2 separate regions of the Homo sapiens genome follow, and region 1 is linked to region 2. Evidence: read pairs that join two places in POLR2A ChIA-PET (ENCODE). Cell type or tissue: A673. All regions are shown on one strand. Each heading gives the region's core, and the rest is flanking DNA. Links, peaks and the distances in the headings are about the cores only.

The links. Peaks named below come from ENCODE experiments on the same cell type or tissue, not always from the same donor. Only the 100,000 strongest peaks of a DNase experiment are listed, where the experiment ranks them.
Region 1: POLR2A ChIA-PET joins it to region 2 with 5 read pairs; 1 of 35 experiments calls an interaction of 5 or more read pairs at or near these places.

The regions. Positions count from the first base shown.
Region 1 is chr18:74,998,263-75,009,170 of GRCh38, reverse strand. All of the region lies in intron 8 of ZNF407 (zinc finger protein 407), which reads right to left. Among named protein-coding and RNA genes, the nearest start is that of PTGR3, 210 kb to the left of the region's middle. In A673, for the core only: no CTCF peak of the experiment used is centred there; a DNase peak (open chromatin) is centred at 5,210.
Region 2 is chr18:75,223,855-75,234,762 of GRCh38, reverse strand. All of the region lies in intron 1 of TSHZ1 (teashirt zinc finger homeobox 1), which reads right to left. Among named protein-coding and RNA genes, the nearest start is that of TSHZ1, 19 kb to the right of the region's middle. In A673, for the core only: no CTCF peak of the experiment used is centred there; a DNase peak (open chromatin) is centred at 4,482.

The sequences.
Region 1 (10,908 bases), core at 1,981-9,980, 230 kb after region 2:
ACTTGAGTAACTGGTGAGAGATAGTATTTTTGTAAATGAAGTTTTAATGTTACAAAGATGCCAATTCCCTGAAAGTATATTCTGGAATAAACAGAAGAGAAAGGGAGCCTATTCTACTCAATATTAAAACAGAATAGAAATGCTGTAAGGAGGATAATGGGTCCCTGGGATGGAAGAAGATAAGTGTTTGAAACAGAAGAATCTTTATTGAAAAATAAAATATATATGAGAATTGAACATGAGATAAAGGTGGCATTGTCAATCAAAGATTCAAAGTATGAACTATTCACTAGATGCACTGGGGAAAATAACCATTTGGGAAAAAAATTATATCTTTATGTCACGCCTTACAGCAAAATATCTCCAAATGAACTAAAGGTTTGGATTTATAAAAAGTAAAACCGCAAAAGATCAGAAGGTAGTGGAAATGTTCCTATTACCCTGCATTACAAAGTTAGGAATCTAAAACCAGAAATCACACATATATATTCATCTTAAAAACAAATGATTAAGTTAAAAGATGAACAAGGAATTCACAAAGTAAAAAGTACAAATGACTAATAAGAAAGAATGTTTAATCTCACTAGTAATCATTAGAGCTTTTTTGCAACCATATTTGCAACGCTGTTAAAATGAAAACATTTATGAAAAACGCCACTATCCGGGGATGACTTTCTGCAATTTCTGTCACCTGGGAGCTCATTTGAGGTCTGCAGAGCAGCTGCAAGGTCGTTTCTTCAGAGGAGCTTTTCCTGACCACTGAAGCTAGTTATGTCCCATAACTATATAGCCTTTCAGGGTCCCTGACATTTTTCCTTCTTTGCAGCTTCACAGCTGTGATTTGGAATCATCTGTATAATGATTCATCATGAGCCCATCTCCATTAGACTGGAATGGCTATGGCCACTCCTGACTTTTCCTGGTGCTGTGCCTGGAACAGTGTAGGCATTCATTATTTGGTGTATCCTTCAAGGGACTTGCACGGAGGTCAGCAATAAAACCTCCATGGGTCCCCTGCTGCCCACAGGTGATATCAAGTCTAAACTCCTTGGCATGGCATTCAGTGAACTTCCCAATTCACTCCCAATTCAACTGTCCAGCCTCATCTCTAGTCACTCCCAAACACAGGGTCTTTGACTAGCCACACTAAACTTATTCCCCTTGAGCCTGTGCATTTCAATGAGTTATTCCTTTGGCCGAGAAAACCATTTACCTTTCCCTGTCTAGAAACCACTTTCGAAATTTAGCTTGTAACTCAACAGCACATCCTGACTGCAAGGACCTGAGTGAGTGATGGGCTGCCTCTATGTGTACCCCAAAGCAGCTGATGTAAATTTCCCATGGAGGATTTCCCATGTTACAGTAGTGTCATTACCTGTGAACATATTTTCCTCTTCTGCTAGGTTAAGAACTCTGTGAAGGCAGCAGCTATTTCCTTTATTCTATGGACCTTGGCTCTGAGCAAAGCACCTGACACACAAAGTTGATCAGAAAATTGAACCAATTATTTAGATATCGATTCTAACATATTAGAGACCATAGAAATGAAATACTTTGCATATAAGAAAACTGTACAACGTTTTGCATTCAGACCTCACTTGACAGAGAGAAAAATGTTGGTGGAGGTTCATTTTCAAATATTAGGAAAAAAGGAGCAGCAGAGTGATTGTGTGCGAGAATGTCCAGGAGTTGTGGGTCTGCACACTTGTTAGCGCAAAAGGGTCGTGAGGACTAGACTAAGGCGCTGCGGTGCCCTGTGTTGTGTGACAAGGGAAATAACAGGTGTTAGCAACATTTACACTTGTCACATGTGTGTTAAAATGTCTAAGCTAACCACCAAAAGAACAGAAAAAGAATGTGCAGAAGAAAAAAGATGGAATGAGGTAAAAAACCTTAGTCTCAAAGGATACAAGAAAGCAGGAAAAAAGAAACAGAAAAGAGAAATAGAAATACAAATATGGTAGAAATAAATAAATAAATAAAAAATACTAACAGTAAGTATATTGACTTAAATGTTCCCAAATGCTCCAGCCAAAACACCAAGTTTTCCAGACAGGATTATGAAACAATAAATCCAGCTCTATGAAACTTTCAAAGATCCACTTTAACCTCCAGAAAAAGTTGAAAAAGTTGAAATGAAAAAGAGGCATCATGTGACTACTAATCAAAAAAGAAGTGCAATTAGTAGTCTGCAACAGAATAGACTTTTAGGCAAAAAGCATTCTAGATAAAGTTCACTTCATATTGATAAAAAGTTCAATTTACCAGCAACATATAAGAATTCTATACATAGTTGTATCTAACAATAGATTTAAACTATTAAGAAGCAAAGAAAAAAAAAGAAAAAAAATCACACTTGTAGTAAAAAACTTCAACATGCCTCTCTCAGTATTTGGTAAATGGCAGACAAATTAGTGAGGATATAGATGATTGCAAGACACAATTAATAAGCTTAATCTATGGAAGCCCAGATGAAACATTTATCAAAGGGCTCACTGCTGTACCAAAAGGCAAGCTACAACAAATTTCAAAGAACTGGCTCATAGAGTTGCCTTCTGTGGCTACAGTGCAATTATATTATAGATTAATAATAAGGAGGAAAATTTTTTTAAAACCCACCAACATCAGGAGGTACGAGGACAATTAAAATATCTTGAGACTGAAGAAGAAATCAAATGTATTTAGATAAAGGATTACACAAATTCTCAAATATAAAAACTTACAGGATGCAGCTAAGACATTACTTGGAGGGAAATTTAGGACCTCTAGTGTTAATGCCTATATAAGAAAAGAAATTAACTGATTAAGCATTCAACTTAAGTTAGAAAAAAGAATAAGAGTAAACAAAGTAAAAGGCAGAAAATAAATCATAAGAGTAGAAATGATCAAACATAAAACAAAGATATAATAGGAAAGATCAATACATCTAAAAGCTGTCATTTTGAAAGGACAACAAATCATTCTCAAGAAAGTAACAATCCATTCTCAAGAAATAGGAGCGGCAGTGCAGAGGAAGAATATTAGGACTGCACGTCGCAGCTCCATCAGTTCTGAGGCTGATCCCTGAAGACACCTCCTCCAAGACAGCACGGAGGGTCCGTTCATCCGACATGCCTCTCTCAGTGTCTGATTTCACCGCAGTTTGTTTGGATCCAGGACTTTATTTTAACGGAGATTCAACAAATGGAAATCCTTCTAAAAAGTCAGTACTATGTTCTAACGAAGAATCAAAACTCCCATAGACCCGCTGTTCACTTTAGTCTCCTCAAACATACATTCCCAAGTCTGAGGTTTGTTGCAGGATGACCAGACATGACCAGCAAGAGCTCTCGTGCGATAAGCTGGGCAGCATCCCAGGAGGGTGGGGATTTGATACTTCCTTAAGTTTCCAGCTTACTGAAGGATACTCACTTAGAGTGTGTATGATAAGAAAGTAATTCTAAGTTGGCGGCGGGGGGTGGGTGGGGGGGGTGGCGGGGATGACATGTTTTAAGGTTTCAGAGTGAGGAGACAAGAATTTAAGTACAAATTCTGCTTTCTGTAGCAGAAATGTGGATGAATAATTACATTTAAGTAAGTAAATAAGCTGTGATAACCTCAGAAAAAAAATAAGGCAGTCAATGTCCAAGGTTTTCAATCTCAATAGAAATGAATTTTCCAAAGAGCATATTTTATATATATATATTTGTAAATCTCTCAAGAAATAACCCTAAAACTCTGCATTCAATGAAAATACGCCAGCTAAGTTTGGGACAGGGTCTGGGCTGAATCAGATTCTTCACAGGCTTTAATATAAACCCTCAACCAAACAATAGCTCTAGAGAAAAAAAAGGCAAGTTCTTTTGTTTTAGACCAGAAATGCAACAGAAACGAAATATAATAAAAAATGAAAATTCAGGTAGAGGAACTATGCATTTCATACTGAATAATTATTTCTGTACTGCCCGTAAATCCTCTCTGGTAAGCTGTGCATCTACAACTCATCGAACTGCCAAGGGGTAAATGCAGCTCCATCCATCAAGCAGTCACTTGACAAATACATTCCATAATAGAAGTTTATTTTTATGGGAGGCTGAATCAAGGACTTTCCCATGCATACAAAAACTTGTCAAAATTATTTATGAGTCTTGCTGAGACACACAATATGTCATATCAAACTCCTATTTTCCTTCCAAGCACAGACTGTCAATATCTCTGCTGCTATCAATAATGTGGAACACCGCTGATAGAGGCCCTCAGGAGCTTGAGGTCATTTGCCCATCCCAGCGCTGCCAGAAGCCATCTCTAAGTGCGGTGGGGCCGAGGAGAGGCGTATTTACCACCCCGGTGAGGGGTAGCTAAGGAAAGCACTTGGGACTACTTTGAAAGACTTTGCAACATAAAGTAAAACAGAAACACAGGGTTGAAAAATGATGGTTGATGACGGCTGAAGAAAAACAAAGATATCAGAAGATATTTCATCTTTCATTTTGCACACCAAGTATTAGCTAAGTGTGATAAACCCTGGAAAATCCGGAAAACAGCCCATCCCTGGTGAAATTCCAGTTCTCAACGATGGGTCTGATTGAATGAATCGGACAGGACCAGGTGGCTCTCGAGCAAGAGACTCGCTTGATAGGCTGAGTGACCCTGGCTCTGCGCACCCAATGCCGCTCTCGTTTTATTCCCGAGGAAGCACCAGCAGGCAACAGCATGGCCCTTTCCTTTCGGTGGCACGGGCCTGTCCTGCTCTGGCTTGTCTCCCCCGCAACAGTGCTCACCTGCTCACTGAGAATCAGAGACGTGGTAAATGACCCTTGCGACAATTTATAGCAATGGGAAAATGTATTATTATTTTTCAGCTCTGTGGGCAATGGAACCCAGTCTCCTATCCTAAATTAGCCCCAAGAATGCATCAGATACAGCAAAAGCCTAGGTATGTCCTAGAGACGCTCTTATTCTCTGAAGAAGTGTTTTCTCACTGCCACTTAACACCGGTGCTACGACGTGCACCGCGGAGAGGCCATGGCGCACACAAACTGAGCAGGAAAGACTCAGTGAGACCAGGCACTCCAGGGCCACACTGCAGTGGTAGCAGGTGAGGCAGCAAGAAAGAGGGTTGGTTAAACTTTTAGTTTCTCAACACAAATAGAAATACAAACTTGCGAAATCTGCTTTAGGACTTCACGGCCTTTGGGGAGAGGGGAGATAAGCAGCTGCCAGCATTCTTACAGGTCCCCAGGGTATCATTTGCTGCCCTGCTGCCATTTGCTCAAGTGTTACAGGCCAGAGCTGGAATAGTGTGTAAGTGTCTGTAGAAGGTTCTAACTCTGGTCCCTTTCCCTTAAGAGCCAATGACCTGACAATTTTTGTTGAGTGTCTCCATATCATGTGTTAACAAGAATTTGATTCTACAAAATAATGTGTAATACAGAAAACACAGTATCTGTACTTAGAGTGGACAATACAAAGTGAGAGGTCAGGCAATTTGCTTGTCTTGTTCTACTAGAAATGTATTATGTGACCTCCTGAACATGCTTACATTCGTTGATCTTGACACGTAAAAGTTTGTTTTCCTGGAATGCTTAAATTAAACTAAGAAAAATGGGTTAAATGAGAAAGAAGTCTACTTTTTTAAATGCAGAAACATGACAAGGAATAAGAAAGGGAAGAAGGGGAAGAAAGAAGGGACTGCCCTAAAAAATTCATTTCTCTGATCTTCCCCAATTTTTTTTGAAACAAATCCTAAACCCTATGCAGAACTCTATGCAAGGCTACAAGAACTTGTCCAAGGGATGTACACGATTCCCATCCATTAATAATATAAAAATAGCCTCCTTGAAGGAAAGAGGGCAATAGAGCTATTTAGCAAATGCTGTGTATGGGCCAAAGCTGTCAAACACACTGAGTCACAGTGGTGCATGTGAATAGGAAGGGACATTGTAACTCAGAAATAAAACCAAACACATTTGCCAGGAAGCCACTCCTTCAACATGAGAAATACAATGATAAGCTCTCTTTAGGTTTTCGAAATAATTCTGAAATAATTGAAATGTTTGTTAGGAAAGCCCTACTTTTTTCAAAAATAATGAGTTGATGTTGCCTAATTAATGCACTATGCCTACTGTTTTCAGATATAAACAAAACAGAATTTAGAGGTCTGTGTCCTAAGAACCAAGCATGAAGTGTGATATGGATGCTAAGGCAGACATGTTAAGATGGCAAACCTGAATTTCCAACAAGCTGCCTGAAGAGAAATGGAGTAGGGGAAAGCCACAATACCACCTTTTATTTGTAAAACACTTTCGTTTGTTATTCCATTTAGTAAACACCATAGCCTGTGAGGTAGGTGGGCTGAATTCCTGACCTCTTTTTTTTTTTTTTTTTGAGCCGGAGTCTCGCTCTGTTGCCCAGGCTGGAGTGCAGTGGCGCGATCTCGGCTCGCTGCAAGCTCCACCTCCCGGGTTCACGCCATTCTCCTGCCTCAGTCTCCCGAGTAGCTGGGACTACAGGCGCCCGTCACCACGCCCGGTTAATTTTTTTGTATTTTTTTAGTAGAGACGGGGTTTCACCGTGTTAGCCAGGATGGTCTCGATCTCCTGACCTCGTGATCCACCCGCCTTGTCCTCCCAAAGTGCTGGGATTACAGGCGTCAGCCACCGCGCCCGGCCCTGACCTCTTTCTAAGAAAAGGAGCAAATGGGGCTTAGAGTCTGGCTGAGTCATCCCGGGTCCTGCTGCTCTTAGGTGATTTAATGAGAACTGGAACGTAAATGTTCCAGTCTACTCTTTCCTTCTCATCTCCTCCTACCAACAATTACAGCTGCCCTAGGGACTACAGAGGGCTCCTAGCGAGGGAGAGGGGAAGAGGAAAGAAAGAAAAAGGAAAGTCTATTACCCTAGTGGCTTCTTAGAAAACCTGCATTTAGAAACTTGTGGTCAGAATATTTATTAATTCAATCACGAGGAGCTCTAACAGTCAAACTATACAAAATATCCCATATCAGCAAGAACAAATCCATTTTTTAAAAACACATAAGCCCTTTTAGGAGAAAAATGGGAAGAAGGCTGAAGGCTGCAGTTGCGCTCACATGGCTGGCCAGCCCTCATAGGCCCACTCTCTTGGTTTCCTCCTGTTTCTTTACCTGTGGAGACCGGGCTCTCTGGACCCTGGCTCCTGGACATTCTGGACTGGGTGACTCTGGTATGGGGGCTGCCTGTGCATTGCAGAATGTTCAGCAGCACTTGGTCTCCACCCGCTAAAGGCCAGTAGCCTCCTCTCCCAAAACTGCCCTTGCCCAAGGTGGGACAACCCAAAATGTCTCCAAATATTGCCAAATATTCACGGGGGACAGAATCTCCTCCAGGTGAGAACGACCTGTCTAATCACAGATTCCACATACAACCTACTATATTTCAATTTCTATTCTGTACTCCATCTTTATAAAATATGCTTGCAAAACTCTGAATTCTCTGTTGCTACTGCTAATGTCTCTCCTGATTTTCACATGCGAATTGACAGAAATACAGGGTTGGAGATATTTGGCATTTCAGACAACTTTTGAGGAAAGATTCCATCATGTGTGCTGGGTTGAACGCATTCTGTTTCCTTTTGCTCTATTCCTATGGTTCTATGTTTATTTCTCATAGTACTTCACTACTCTTCAGTACCTTAACAACTGGCATTTTTCATTTTCACTTAACCTAAAAATGTGCTCTTTGCCCAGAGAGGACTGTTAACTGTTGTCTAATAATGGTTTGTGATGATAAAAATTACAGAGAAAGGTCTTCTCCCCCTAATAGATATCGTTTATCATATAACTTTCTGGCTCAAAATAAAACCTTAAGGTTTTCAGTCCAATGCCAAATTAGAAACATTTCATAAAAAGATATCATTCTATTTATAATATTATTTGTCCCATTTACTAATTTTTCCAACCCATGATGTCCCTCCCTGTGTTGAACTCCTATTGTTACAGTCGGCACTTCAAAGATATCTATCTTCCCCACCCATTTTCCCCAGTCTGTGCTAGAAACCCTGCCAGGCCCTGGAGAAACAAACACTGCGGAGGCTGGGCTCCGGCCCTGAAAGCTCAGCTTCTGGTGGGACATCATGTGATAGGCACTGATGAGTCTGAACAGAAATGACCAATTTCTGGTAGGGGCCCTCAAAAAGAGAATTCTGGAAATGAGTAATAAATCAAATGGGGAGGAGGGTGCAGGGAGACAGGGTCTGTGAGGATATTTCACTGCACCCTACTAAAGGCTATCTACGCACCTTAATGTGACGTTGATGCCATCATTCTGATTATTATAATCATTCTCCAAGCATTCGATGCACATATGTATGATCTTTCAGGTGAAGCACAATTACTTCATCCTAGTTTATATTCCACAATGCTCTTAGTATAAGGTTGAGCACATAGGCAGGTAAATATTAATTACAACTTAATAGTGAATACAATAAAATTTGCATTAATAAAATATATAAAAATGATGCAGAAAAAAAGAGTAATGATGAAAGATTAAAAATAGATGCATCTTTTATCTTAAAACTTAAACCAGATAGCTATTTTTTTGCATAGTTATTGCTTTAGCCATCTGAAGAGATGCCATATCAAGGAAAACATTTTCTATTGTCAACTTTGACAGATTTATTTCAGAGGATCACACTGGTCTAAATTTTACTAGGCTGATGATGTTTGAGGAGCACCAAGAAAAAGAGATCACGCCCTGACGGATATGACCATTTCAGCCTTTGTAACAGAATCAACTGTGACAGCTGAATAACATTAACTCTTTGCAATTATAATATTAGTATATTTACAAATTACAAAACACTTTCACAACCGTTGTTTTACGTCTCAAAAGAATCCTCTGTGCTAGGACTGTAGCATGTTATTTAAAAATTAATCTGTCTTGAATAGATAATACATTCAACTGGTTCAAAACTCAAAAGGTACAAATGAGCATCCAGTAAAAACATCGCTCTCCAACTCACGTCCCCCTGACACTGGGTTTCCCTGTCCAGAACAAACCTGCCATATCGGTTTCCTGTGGACCCGCCCACAGATATTTTATGGAAATAAGAGCAGATACATTTATGCGTACTCTTTCCTTGTAATACAAATCCACAGCACCAGCACCCAGAGTTCTTTACATTGCCTTTTCTGCTTATTTAAATATATCAGGTATCAATCCATAAAGAACTTTCTTATGATTTTCTAAGATTACATGATATTCTATTTATGTTCTCTCAGGGAAATCACAAGCTATCATGTTAGCCACTGGCTGTTCAGATTCATGCCCTCAGACCTAGGTTACTTTTTTTCATGTAACACATTGTGTCAAAACATCATTGAAAATTAAAGTTGCAAAATAAAGTGACAATGTTGAAATGCAGTCATCTTGGCTACATTGATCAGGCCAATTTCTTCAATAATGGAAGAATAATCAAGACGTATTTCCTAAAGTGACTCATATTCATATAAATTTATTCTTTTTGTGGGCATCAAAGTATAAGAATCATTCTCTTTTACACTATCAGCAATCTTTATGAGATTTGAGTTCACTGTTATTCTTCAATACAATGATTCAAAAATAAGAAATTAAAAGTCTGGCACATTCGTGAGCAATATTCCTATATTCCTGGAGTAGACTCTAAATTATTTTCTTTCTCAGAAATATGTTCTGCCATGTGGCTATGGTAGCAATGAAAAGATGTCCAAAGGGTTAAGCCAGGGGAAAGCAGACACGAATCACAGTTTGTATAAATAAACCTACAACTTTCAAACAAAATACTTAAGTTTTACCTTTGTTTTTTTTTTTTTTTTTTTTTTTTTTTATTATACTCTAAGTTTTAGGGTACATGTGCACATTGTGCAGGTTAGTTACATATGTATACATGTGCCATGCTGGTGCGCTGCACCCACTAATGTGTCATCTAGCATTAGGTATATCTCCCAATGCTATCCCTCCCCCCTCCCCCGACCCCACCACAGTCCCCAGAGTGTGATATTCCCCTTCCTGTGTCCATGTGATCTCATTGTTCAATTCCCACCTATGAGTGAGAATATGCGGTGTTTGGTTTTTTGTTCTTGCGATAGTTTACTGAGAATGATGGTTTCCAATTTCATCCATGTCCCTACAAAGGATATGAACTCATCATTTTTTATGGCTGCATAATATTCCATGGTGTATATGTGCCACATTTTCTTAATCCAGTCTATCATTGTTGGACATTTGGGTTGGTTCCAAGTCTTTGCTATTGTGAATAGTGCCGCAATAAACATACGTGTGCATGTGTCTTTATAGCAGCATGATTTATACTCATTTGGGTATATACCCAGTAATGGGATGGCTGGGTCAAATGGTATTTCTAGTTCTAGATCCCTGAGGAATCGCCACACTGACTTCCACAATGGTTGAACTAGTTTACAGTCCCACCAACAGTGTAAAAGTGTTCCTATTTCTCCGCATCCTCTCCAGCACCTGTTGTTTCCTGACTTTTTAATGATTGCCATTCTAACTGGTGTGAGATGATATCTCATAGTGGTTTTGATTTGCATTTCTCTGATGGCCAGTGATGATGAGCATTTCTTCATGTGTTTTTTGGCTGCATAAATGTCTTCTTTTGAGAAGTGTCTGTTCATGTCCTTCGTTAATTGAAAAAAATATGTACATCAACATAGAAGTGATGATCTAAGTATGATCTATGTGAAAGAAAGAAAGCATTATATGGAAAAGTGGATTAGAGGAGAACACAGACAGGTATTTTGACCCATCAAAGGCCTGTAGTGATAGGACAGGGGACCTTCCCACACTGAAGGAGGCAAGAGCTGACAGACAGCCTGGGAAGGATGGGGCTAGGCAAAGAAGACATTCATTTAATTCAAAAAGTAATTTTTCTTGGTGTTTTTGCTTTGCCCTT
Region 2 (10,908 bases), core at 1,047-9,046:
AGAAATATGTATGGGTGAACGTGTCATATTTAACAGGAAAGTTAATAGAAATATCCACAACCTCACAGCATTTTTTTTAATTTGAGTTGGTATCCAACCAAATACCATAAAAACACAATAATGAAGACCATCTCATATACAAAAGATGCAAAATTTAATGGGGGGAAAAAAAAACCCCTTCAAATAACCATGCAGAAGCCCTAGCAAAGCAGTTATTATTCCCAGAGCATCGCCACTATCCCATCCTCCAGAACTATGTTTATTATGACTTATTAGATTTTGGAGCAATTGTCCTCTGAAGAGCACAAAATGCTGCAAAATATTATAACTTTTAAAACTGTGCAAAAACTTTACGAGGAACACTTCTAAAGCTAAAGTATCGCTGAAAATTGCCAGAGAAGATGGCAGCAAGAGATAAGGAAGTGGATGGAAAGAAAGACAGCAGGGAAAGGAAAAGAAGGAGTTAAGGAGAGGGCCCAGGGCGGCCGCAGGGAGTAGGTGCGCAGGGAACCCACAATCCCAGTTCTGAATAAAGGGCTCCCAGGCTGCCCCGTTTCTCTCTGGCCCACAGGCTCCGGCTCCAGTCATCATGTATTCACTGGCCGTGTGGCTGTTGCCGTGCAAGATTCCCCCACACTTGCAGAATAGATTTCAGCTTCTCTCTCTGTGTGTAGAGGGGAGCCCATCTAAAATTAGTATCTTCTAAATGATGGTAAATGGAATATAAAGAACAAAGCCTCCAGTGTGGCCCTCCATTTCAAAGAGCTCTGAAGACGGCAAAAAGGGACATCAGTATGTGTGCAAATACGAGTCACCAAAAGGGTTTGTAAAAGCATCTAAAAATCAATTAATTAATCCTCCCAAACCACTGCATAAAGACAGTCTTCCCACCCAGTGAACCGCATCCTCCACAGTGTGCAAGCCGGGCGTGCGGATGCTCGCTAGAAAAAAGGTGCTGCAAGGTAGACTTCGACAATTCAGAGTATGCAATAGTCCTTCCAAGTGAAAAGTGTGAGGAAGCCCCACGTCACTCCTCAAAAAGGAAGGCCACTAGGAAAGGGATTATCAGACCAGCAAACAGGTAGTTTCTCTTTCAGGGTTCTGTAAACGCAGAAGCTATGAGCACTTGCAGATTTCCAACATTAATCCACCAGGCTGACTCATACTATGTCCCCCTACTCCAAAAAATAAAATAAAACAAGAAACCATCCCAACACATCTGTGCTTCTCAGACGTTAACAACTGGTGATCCACACCCAACACACATAACATCGGCATCCATCTTCTTATATTTCTTAAAGAGCTGACATGATTGGCAGGGTGCTCTTTTTAGTATTGTCACTATATTTATACATTCACCATGAAAATCAGCAGAAACATCCTGGAACGTTGTTAGGGGAAGTTTTCAGGTTTTTCCTAAGTAAAGTGTGCCATAATACTAATTCCAAATTCCCCCAAAAGTGAGAAAAGTTTGTACTTTATAAGACTCATGAGAATATACTGGGATGTAAAATATGTTTCCACAGTTCAATGATTTAAAGAGATAACGGAGCAGACTGCAGATATAACTGATATCACTTTTATATGTGAACATGGGAGAAAACTCCAAAGAGAACTCCTACGACACAGAAAACTATGACAGCAGCCGGGAGTTCCAGAGCTGCTGAGGCTGTGGCCCAGCTCATAACTGCTCCCAGGCTGCTGGACACAGGCAGGCTACCAGCCCTACAGAAATAGGGACAGGCATCCTGTGAAATGGGCTGTGCACCAATACAGACCCCCAGTCCCTTCACCACAGGCAGCCCTGAGAATTGGAAGAGTCTTCCTAACTGTGCGTGGCAAACTTAACCTGACCAGAACAGACATGAGGTTACTGCCAGTCTTTCCTCACCCAAGTATTGTGACTATTAATCCATTTATCTGTAGAAAATCTCATGTTTAAGCTGAGGATGTTGCAAAATATACAGTATATGCACTAAATTTCTTTTCAAAAATCTGAAAAGCTCTGAATTCCAAAACATATCTGGCCCCAAGGATTTCAAGTAAAAGATGTGGGACCATCTTTAAAATGTGAATGAACTGGGGGCACACTCCACTTCCTTCAGGGTTTACCTGGAGTCCAGAAATAGAACTGGCGCCTGAAAAGCCTAGATCAGAAAACTCTCTTTTCCAATGTGCAGAACTATCTGTCAAAAGGACGTGTTTCAGACCCTCAGAAATACCTACTAAATAAATAAGATATATATATCTCTCTCAATGCAAAGTTGAGAAAGACAAACCTAACTCCAAATTAAACTTATTTTAGACTTTCCAAAATACATGCAAAACATCTTACAGCTACATGGTCTAAAAGGCCATCAGCAAAATCAAGTCCATTGAAACTATCAAATGTAAAAAGATACTAGTATACAACACATAGTCCCCTAAAATTTGGCTTTATTGGTGTAAATTATCTGTGTAGACGCATTAAAACTCAACTGAGAGGCAAAGTAAAATTCCTGCTTGAAAGATTCAAAATGAGGGAAATCTAGCCTCAATTACTAAAAAAAAGTCCGGGCGCAGTGGCTCACGCCTGTAATCCCAGCACTTTGGGAGGCTGAGGCAGGTGGATCGCCCAAGGTCAGGAGTTCGAGACCAGCCTGACAAACATGGAGAAACCCTGTCACTACTAAAAATACAAAACTTAGCCAGACATTGTGGCCTGTAATCCTAGCTACTCGGGAGGCTGAGGCATGAAAATCGCTTGTAATCCTAGCTACCCAGGAGGCAGAGGTTGCAGTGAGCTGAGTTCACACCACTGAACCCCAGCCTGGGTGACAAAGCGAGATTCTGTCTCAAAAATAAATAAATAAGGCATCACATGCACTTATTTTCCTTCCTAGGGATAATTTTTGAAGCCCTGTGAAGATCTAAAATCGCAGAGTGGGCCAGGCATAGTGGAACACACCTATCATCAATCCCAGCACTTTGGGAGGCCAAAGCGGGAGGATCACCCAAGTCAGGAGTTAGAGACCAGCCTGGCCAACATGGTGAAACCCTGTCTCTACTAAAAATACAAAAATTAGCCGGGTGTGGTGGTGGGTGCCTGTAATCCCAGCTACTCAGGTGGCTGAGGCAGGAGAATCGCTTGAACCCAGGAGGCAGAGGTTGCAGTGAGCCAAGATCATACCACTGCACTCCAGCCTGGGGACAGAGCGAGACTCTGTATCAATAAATAAATAAATAAAATTGCAGAGTGCAGGCAGGAAACACTGTTTACACATGAGCCAGCAAGGAACAGCTATCTAGAAATGTCTTCTTGGGGTCAACAATGCTAATGAGACTCACAGTGTTCTGGTGTAGTGGACAAAAATACAAAGATCTGGGGAGAAGCCCCAGGCCAGAGAAGGACTCACACCAAGCAACTGTGGAAATGACCTCCGAAGGACCATGCCCCAGGCAGGATCACAGTGTTGTGGTAATGGGCAAAGGCAGCCTGGCTCCAGGGCCACACCCGCCTGAGCTGCCCCTGCCAGCACAGCAGCCTGAGATCTCAGCAGAGGGAGCAAGTGGGCACCACCTGGGCACCCACTCTGTGCCAGGCTTGGGGCCAGGCACCTACAGCGCCTCGTGTGCCCAGAGCCTGTCAGGCCCACGCACAGTTCCCACCCTCCACCACTGGAGAGAAACTGCATCTCCTCACATGCCACCCACAGCCAACCCAAAAACACCATCAGGCTGGCCTCCAGCCTGGGATGCACATTGAGAAATGCTGATATTTGGTTTTTCCCCACAAGGGAACTGACAGGTTTTTTTTAACTGGCTTATTTAAATATTATAAATCAAGTGGTTCACCTCCCATCCACTGATGGCACTTACTTCTATAATCCATCCCATGCAGCTTGCATAGGGAACTTGGGTAAAATACAGCGTTGGAAGAGTATCTGTGAGTTTCCAGTCAAGTAATTTTCCACACCCTCCTTTGTTCTTATTTGTCTTGTAATAGCCAGGAAGGGTTCGCACCACTTCCACAAATCACGGGGAAGTCAGGGGAATCGGGGAAGAAGACGACGTCTCTTTAATTTCGCACGCATGATGTTTGCAACCACTAAGGTCATACCTGCGTGTGGTGACTGACAACTTTTCAGCTTGATTCAAAGCAAACAGCTGCTGGGTTGATTGCCTAGCAACTAAAAATTGATGGATGACCCTTAAGATGAATAACTACCATAAATCACCTCATTCAAACTCTCCAAGAAAAAAATTAAAAAACAATGGTTTTCATGACATTTGCTGAGCTCCATAATGTGCCGTGATAAATTTGGCCTCCTTATGGATGCACAGTTGTGGCTGCGAAAGTTGAGTCACTTCTGTTTTTGTTTCCTGTTTCCTGTATTTCCTGGCACTCAGGACCCTCCGTAAGGTGCGCTCCTAGGAACACGCTGCTCCAGCAGGGACGGCAGCTCTGGGTGCCTGTCAGTCACTCCAGGACGGACAGGAGCTGCTGAATTTCTCATCACCAAACAGCTTTTAATCAGGAAACGGCAGTCCTACATCACAAAGATGGCAGGAGACCCTGTGCATTAATAATGGTTACAATACATTTAGTGTAATGATTTGACCTCGGCCAACACTATAGATGCCATGATTCATATGAATTTGATAAACTACTTCCTGTTTGTAGACATGTCATATGTTCCTAAAAGGCCAAGAATGTGCTTTTAACTTGCAAATAAACACAGACCTATAAACCATAATAGGATTGAGAGGATGTCTTGGTATTTGTCCTCTAAAATACCCAGTATCACCACCATTATGAGCATTTCCACAAGTAGATGTATAATGATGAACAGATTACTTTTCCAGATGGTATTTTCCTGTTTTTACTTAACATTCAAAAGGAGGCATGGGCAATTCCTTTCACCATCTTTCTTTGCCCCCTTTTCTTGTTACACTGGGTTTTGTTTGTTTCTTTTAGGTTAGATTGATGTTACATGGAAGGTAGCTTCCAAAAAAACCAGTCCACTGCCTGACTTGGGTTAGCACTTTGAAACCAAAAACAGCTTCCTGCTTTCTTCTTTCACCTACTATCGCCAGCACCCAGGGTCGGCACGTCATAGACCGCATGTCACAGACTGTCACACTCACCTGTCCTCGCAAGAGCCAGGGCTTCCCCAAGGAGGGGCTTCAGTCCCTCAACAAGCACCGGGAGCTCTGACTATGAGCCAGGAACCGTGCTGGACTCTTGACAGTGGAAGGAGAACAAGATGGCCCTGCCCTTATGGAGCAGAGTGCCTACAAGGACGTGAACAAGTCAGTGAGCAATCACATAGACAGAGACAGGTGCTCCGATGGGTCCCCCTGCATGGTGCATACAGTGTGGGCCATTATACTAGAAAGCAGTTCACACCATCGGACCGGAAGCTCCCAGAGATGAGACGCATCAATCCTGGAAAGAAAGTTACTTTCGTTTAACAGACTGTACAATTCCAAGAAACCTTCCCTATTTAAAAAGCCAAAGAGGGCTTTTAGGCTCTGCAGTGCAAGCCACACTCTCTGAGCATCAAAGCTGAGGTGGGCTTTGAGGAGGGCCGGCAGGTCGGGTGGCACCCACCCCCAGATTGCCCTGGGATGGCATGTCACATGGCTGCACGCAGGCCAGGGCAGCACGCCCAACACCTGCCCCGCCCAGGGCTGACTGTGGCCAACCCCTCACTCACTTTGAGAGCTCCTCTATCCACCATATGCAACAAAACCCCTGAAATGGAAAGATGAAATAAAACAACATTAGCAACAAATAAAACGCCTTAGGGGCCAAAGGGCCATGACCTAAGCCACTAATAGCTACCAGCAGCCCCAGGTTTCTGGTACATGAAGCATCTCGTTAGAAATAAAGTGGGATGCCCCTTGTTCCCTGGTGTCTGAGTGAATGCCTAGATGCTGGGATCCGTGCTCCTGGAAGAAAGGACAAATGCACTAGACCATCTCCACCATTTTCAAGGACTAGAGATGTGAGGACCAACCGTTGAGAGGTTCAACTTTGGATACACCATCCTGTATACCCAGCTCCCTTAGAACCAACTCCCTACTGAGCAAATGTCAATAGCGCTGCCATCCTGAAGCAAAATGAAAAAGACTGATATTAATTAGGTCAACAAGACTGCTTGTATTGCATATGCTACTACCTTTAGGCACACAAGGATAACTGTGCGTTCTCCCCACAGCATCATGCTCCTGACACGGGAGAGCCTGGGCTTCATTTGTCTTCCTAAATATAAATGGCCGCTATCTGTAGCACTTAGGAGAGGTTAGCTGGCTTCAAATAAATAGCATCTTAACTGCTGCCCTGATAATGGTGAGCTCTGGGGTACATCTCCATTTCTAACCCTATCAGGGTCCTATAAGGATGGCGAGGAGGAGATCCATCTGGAAAGCCATCTTTAATGTACATGTCTATGGCCAGAGTCTGTTGCACCATTCACGCCTTCTCAGCATTTTTGCCTGGGCTCTGACTGCCCTTGGTAATGCCTTCCCGGGTGGAACCCACAGAACAGGACCACTGGCATGCTGTCTCTTTAAGACTGAAATGCTTGTTTCCTTGCAGTAAGAAAAGTAAATCACGCTATAGTGAGTTGAGCTTTGAAAAAAGCATCCATCCATTAAAATTCATGGATCCGCGTTTTCAGGTTGTCCCTCCCCTGGCTGTGTCTCAAGTTACAGCCTTGTACAACCCAAGTCTAAATAATATTCACCATGATAAATGACACCATAACTCCGATATCCACAATCAATCTTTGCTTTAAAGATACATCCATCTTCAATAATGTTGATGGGGATTCTGCAAAATGGGGAACGTGACTGTCTTCCAGACCTCCTAACGGCGGGGGAAGGAAGCCCTGAGTGATGGCTGTCAGCCCACATCTGGCTGCAAAAATAAATTAGCCTTATGCAGAAAAATGAAAGGGCTAGCTCCGCCTAGGAAACAGCCACTCCTGAGCAATGGCTAATTTATAGGACTTCTTTCTGGAAAGTTCCTGGCGAAGGCAACAGTCTCCTTCACTATCTCTTTAAATGGTATCTGATGCTGTAAATAACTTCAGTGTGGTAGGGACTGTACGAAGTACAAAGGGGTGGGGATGAGAGAAACAATAACTTTTCTCACATTCTCACACATGATTACAATGCAAAACTCTACTCTTCAAGAGAAAAAAACATTTATTTTAGCCAAATGCTTTTATATTTTCACAGCATGCTCTCCTCTGGCTGACTTTTTTTTTCCTTTGCACTTTCTGGTGGTTTTCTAGTGGTTTGGGAACTTATATAAAAAGTAAACAATCTGGGGGCAAAAATGGCCCTTTCTCTTCCTCCTCCAAAATATCCTTTTTTAGCAACTTTTAGACTCGAACCTCATCACTGTCTTTATGCAGGCGGGAATGGGGTTACAAATTCTAGGCAACAGAGAAAAAGAAGAAACATCTATCGGGTTTAGTAGGTGGTTTCAAAAATAGCCTGGAGTAAAACACTTATTAGGCAGACTCTAAAAAAAAAAAAAATAGAAGACCAAACTTCTGCCGCAGGAGTGGGGGACCTATGAATTTGGATACCAGGGAAATGCTTTGCTGCTGGTTCTTTATGCCTCTGACCTTGTCTCACTGAGTATTACTCAGGGCTTGAATCCTTAAAGCCTGCTAGAAAGTGGGGAGATGCAGGGGCACCTGGGTCATGCTTTCTGCACGGAAAGCCGGGACTCCATGGGGTGTCCCTACAGAGCCGGGGGCTTGTGTGTTCCTGGGCTTGGAACAATCACTCCTTTGGGTCTCAGAACCTTCCCAGGCAGGACCTCGGAGCTGTTGCAGCGGGCTGAGGTGGGGAGGGTTAATTCTGTGAAGGTTGAAGGACTTACAGTAATGCTCTGAAGACAGAAACATCACAGGCTTTCCTGGCAAGGGGCTCACAGAGGGTAGGAGGGACTGCAAAATGAACTCTCTCAGGCTTTGTCGGCGGCGTTTCCCAAGGCCCGGCCTGGCCCCTTTGATAAATGACACATGTCATTCTGTCAGGGGCTGACACTGCGGCTGGGAGGGCTGGTGATGCATGGCTCCAGGGAAAAGGAAATCAACTTTTTGGCATCGAGTGTGTCTGTGCCCTGTATGAGGATTTTGTTTCTCCAAAAGTGAAAGATAGACTTAGGATTTAAAAAAAAAAAAAAAAAGTTGAAAAACAGATTGAACGACAGCTTACACTTAACATAAATTAACTCAGTAATGGCGAAATGTGCTAGCCTGTGATAAATAAAAGCTACATTAGTCAATTATTAATCACACTCTAACTTGTAGCCAGACCCATGACTTAAATCTGGGGCCTGAGCTGCTTTACAAACAGATAAGACAGTGCCTGATAGGCGTCTTCAGAGAGCAATCAAGAAGGAATCAAAGATTTCATGGGCTCACCAATGGGAATTAATAGAAGGTTCTAGAACCACAGAGTTGGGTGAGTGGGGAGCAAGAAAGGACCAATCCTTTGCAGACACAGACTATCTACTGACTGTGTGAGGAAAATTAAACATAACGGCTACATCCAAATACTTTTTCCTCCCCCATCAGGACTTATTTGCTTTGAATATGCAAGACATTTGTACACTGCAAACATATGTTTATATTTGATATAATGTTTATATTTGTAAGATTTTGCCTTGAAAATATGTTGCAGTTTTGCCCCCACACCTACTGAGTTGCATCGTTTGAATCTGATGCCTGCTAAGGGGATTTTCCTAGAGATAGCACTAATTTCCAAACTAATTGCTTAGCACAGATTTATAAATTCAGCTTCACATTTTACCAAACAAATTGACATTTGACATCCACATACACAAAAACAGGGCAAAGTGCAAACCTGCCTCTCCACCAAGTGGCTCTCTTTTGGCTCCGTTCTAAGCAACCCATCCAAAGAAAAATCAACATGGAGAAGCTACTCTCAAAAAATGTATGGCTTTGAGGTATCGCTATTCTTCATAATAAAGAACATTAAGTAAAACCCGCCACCGAGATATAGTCTTGCATTAACTGCTGTCTGCTGTGCTCAGGATGGCGTGCGAGCCCACCAGCACCTCTCCTTGGGAAAACCTTTCCCCTTCAGGCTCGGAATGTGGAGGATGGTCAGCTGTCTCATTGTCGGCCCTACTTGATGACGAGTTGATTTCCACGACAGTGGGGCTCTAATTCCTAGTTCTCAGAAGACCTGCTGAGGCTGTGGGGGACTTCTGATGTTCCAAAGGGCATGCTGAGGTTGTGGGGCAAGCGTACAGAGATGGGCCAGCTCACAGTCAGAAGAAAGCGGCGTGGACAGGCCATCACGCTGACACACGGACAGAAGCGATCACATCTCCAACTCTCCCGCGAGCTCCACGCCATGCTCACCTACCGCCAGGCCTCACTCACAAACAGTAGGTGTTCAAGAAATTGCTGAATTCAATTCAAAATATTTAATTTTTCTTTAAAAAGCTATAGGCAAGTTTCCAGCCCCATCATCCATGATTGAAGGTGCCCAGAACCGAGGAAGCATTTCCTAGAGGCCTGTGCGCCCACCATGCACGTCCACACCCAAGAACACCCCTTGTGCAGCTTCCACGTCCCACGTGCACTGACATGTCTCCATGTGCCTTGACATGAAAATGGCAGGAGGGCCCAGAAGTTGTTGATTTCAGCTTATTTCCAATTTCATAAGTAGAAATAAACTCAAATTTTACCAAAAGCAAATTCTCTAAGTACAACCAGCTTTTCTAAGAAAGAAAAAAAAAAAGGACAGCTGTTGCTTCATGACGGCGACTTCCTCCAACTCAGGGGTGCTAAAGATGGGTGCAATGGATCACATGGTTGTAGAATAGCACGCGTTAGGAATTCTCTAATAATATAAGCCCTTTGTTTACAGAGAAGGAAACTGAGGCTTGAGAAAGAACAGGGAAAAAGAGATTAATGAAAGAACAAAGACCCAGGCCTCTACCCTACATCCAATGCCCGCCGCACCCCTCCCCACCACCCTGTATCCTATACTGTGTGCAAGCATTGATTCAAAGTCAACCTTCTGAATTTAAACATGGACAATTAACAGGCAGGCTCCAAATCGAGTCCAAATGTTTAAAATAGCCGATAAAGCCAGTGGTTTCTTAGATGGCTATAAATAAGAGTATTGCGGGGAGGGGGGGATCATACATTAAAATCTGGGCTGATGTTTAAACTTCTCCCTTCCTCCAGCTGAAATATAATTTTTCTTTAGTCCATAAAAAATTCAGATAGTGTGCAGAATGTTTATATATTACCAAGGTCTCTCTTTAAAAGGTTTATACTTTTACTTTATGACCTGTCCTTGATTTGACACTTCCGCTCATCAGAAAGGGATTTATAAAATAATCCTGAAGGTGAGGAACAGACATCTGTCAGGGACTAGCTGGGTTTCACGATGCGAAATTTAAGAAGAGAAAGAAATCCTGTTAAGCTCTCTTTAGTCACCAATAGACATCAAAGGTAATAATTAAAGAAGACAGACGTCATAAAACATAAATTTATGTCTCTTTTAATAATGCACAAGCACCGTAGTGTGTAAAACATCTATTAGGTTGAAAGAACATGAAAGCGTTCCAATAAGAAAAATCTATGTTTTGTTTTGGGGTATTTTCCCTTCCTTTAAAAAAAAAAAAAGTGAGGATCTTTTTTTTTTTTTTTTTTTACAAGTTTAAACTGAAGTCTTTCAAAACCTTTGCCATCTGTGGGTACATGAACTATGAATGACCCCGAATGATTTGCACTCTGCTCAGAATCCCTTAGAAAGCACGGGAAAAAGTATCATTAAGAATGACTGATGACTGTCAGTCATGGTTGACCTCATCCAGGCTTTGGTCTCTGCCTCAGTAATAAGCTGGCCTTTATTAGTACC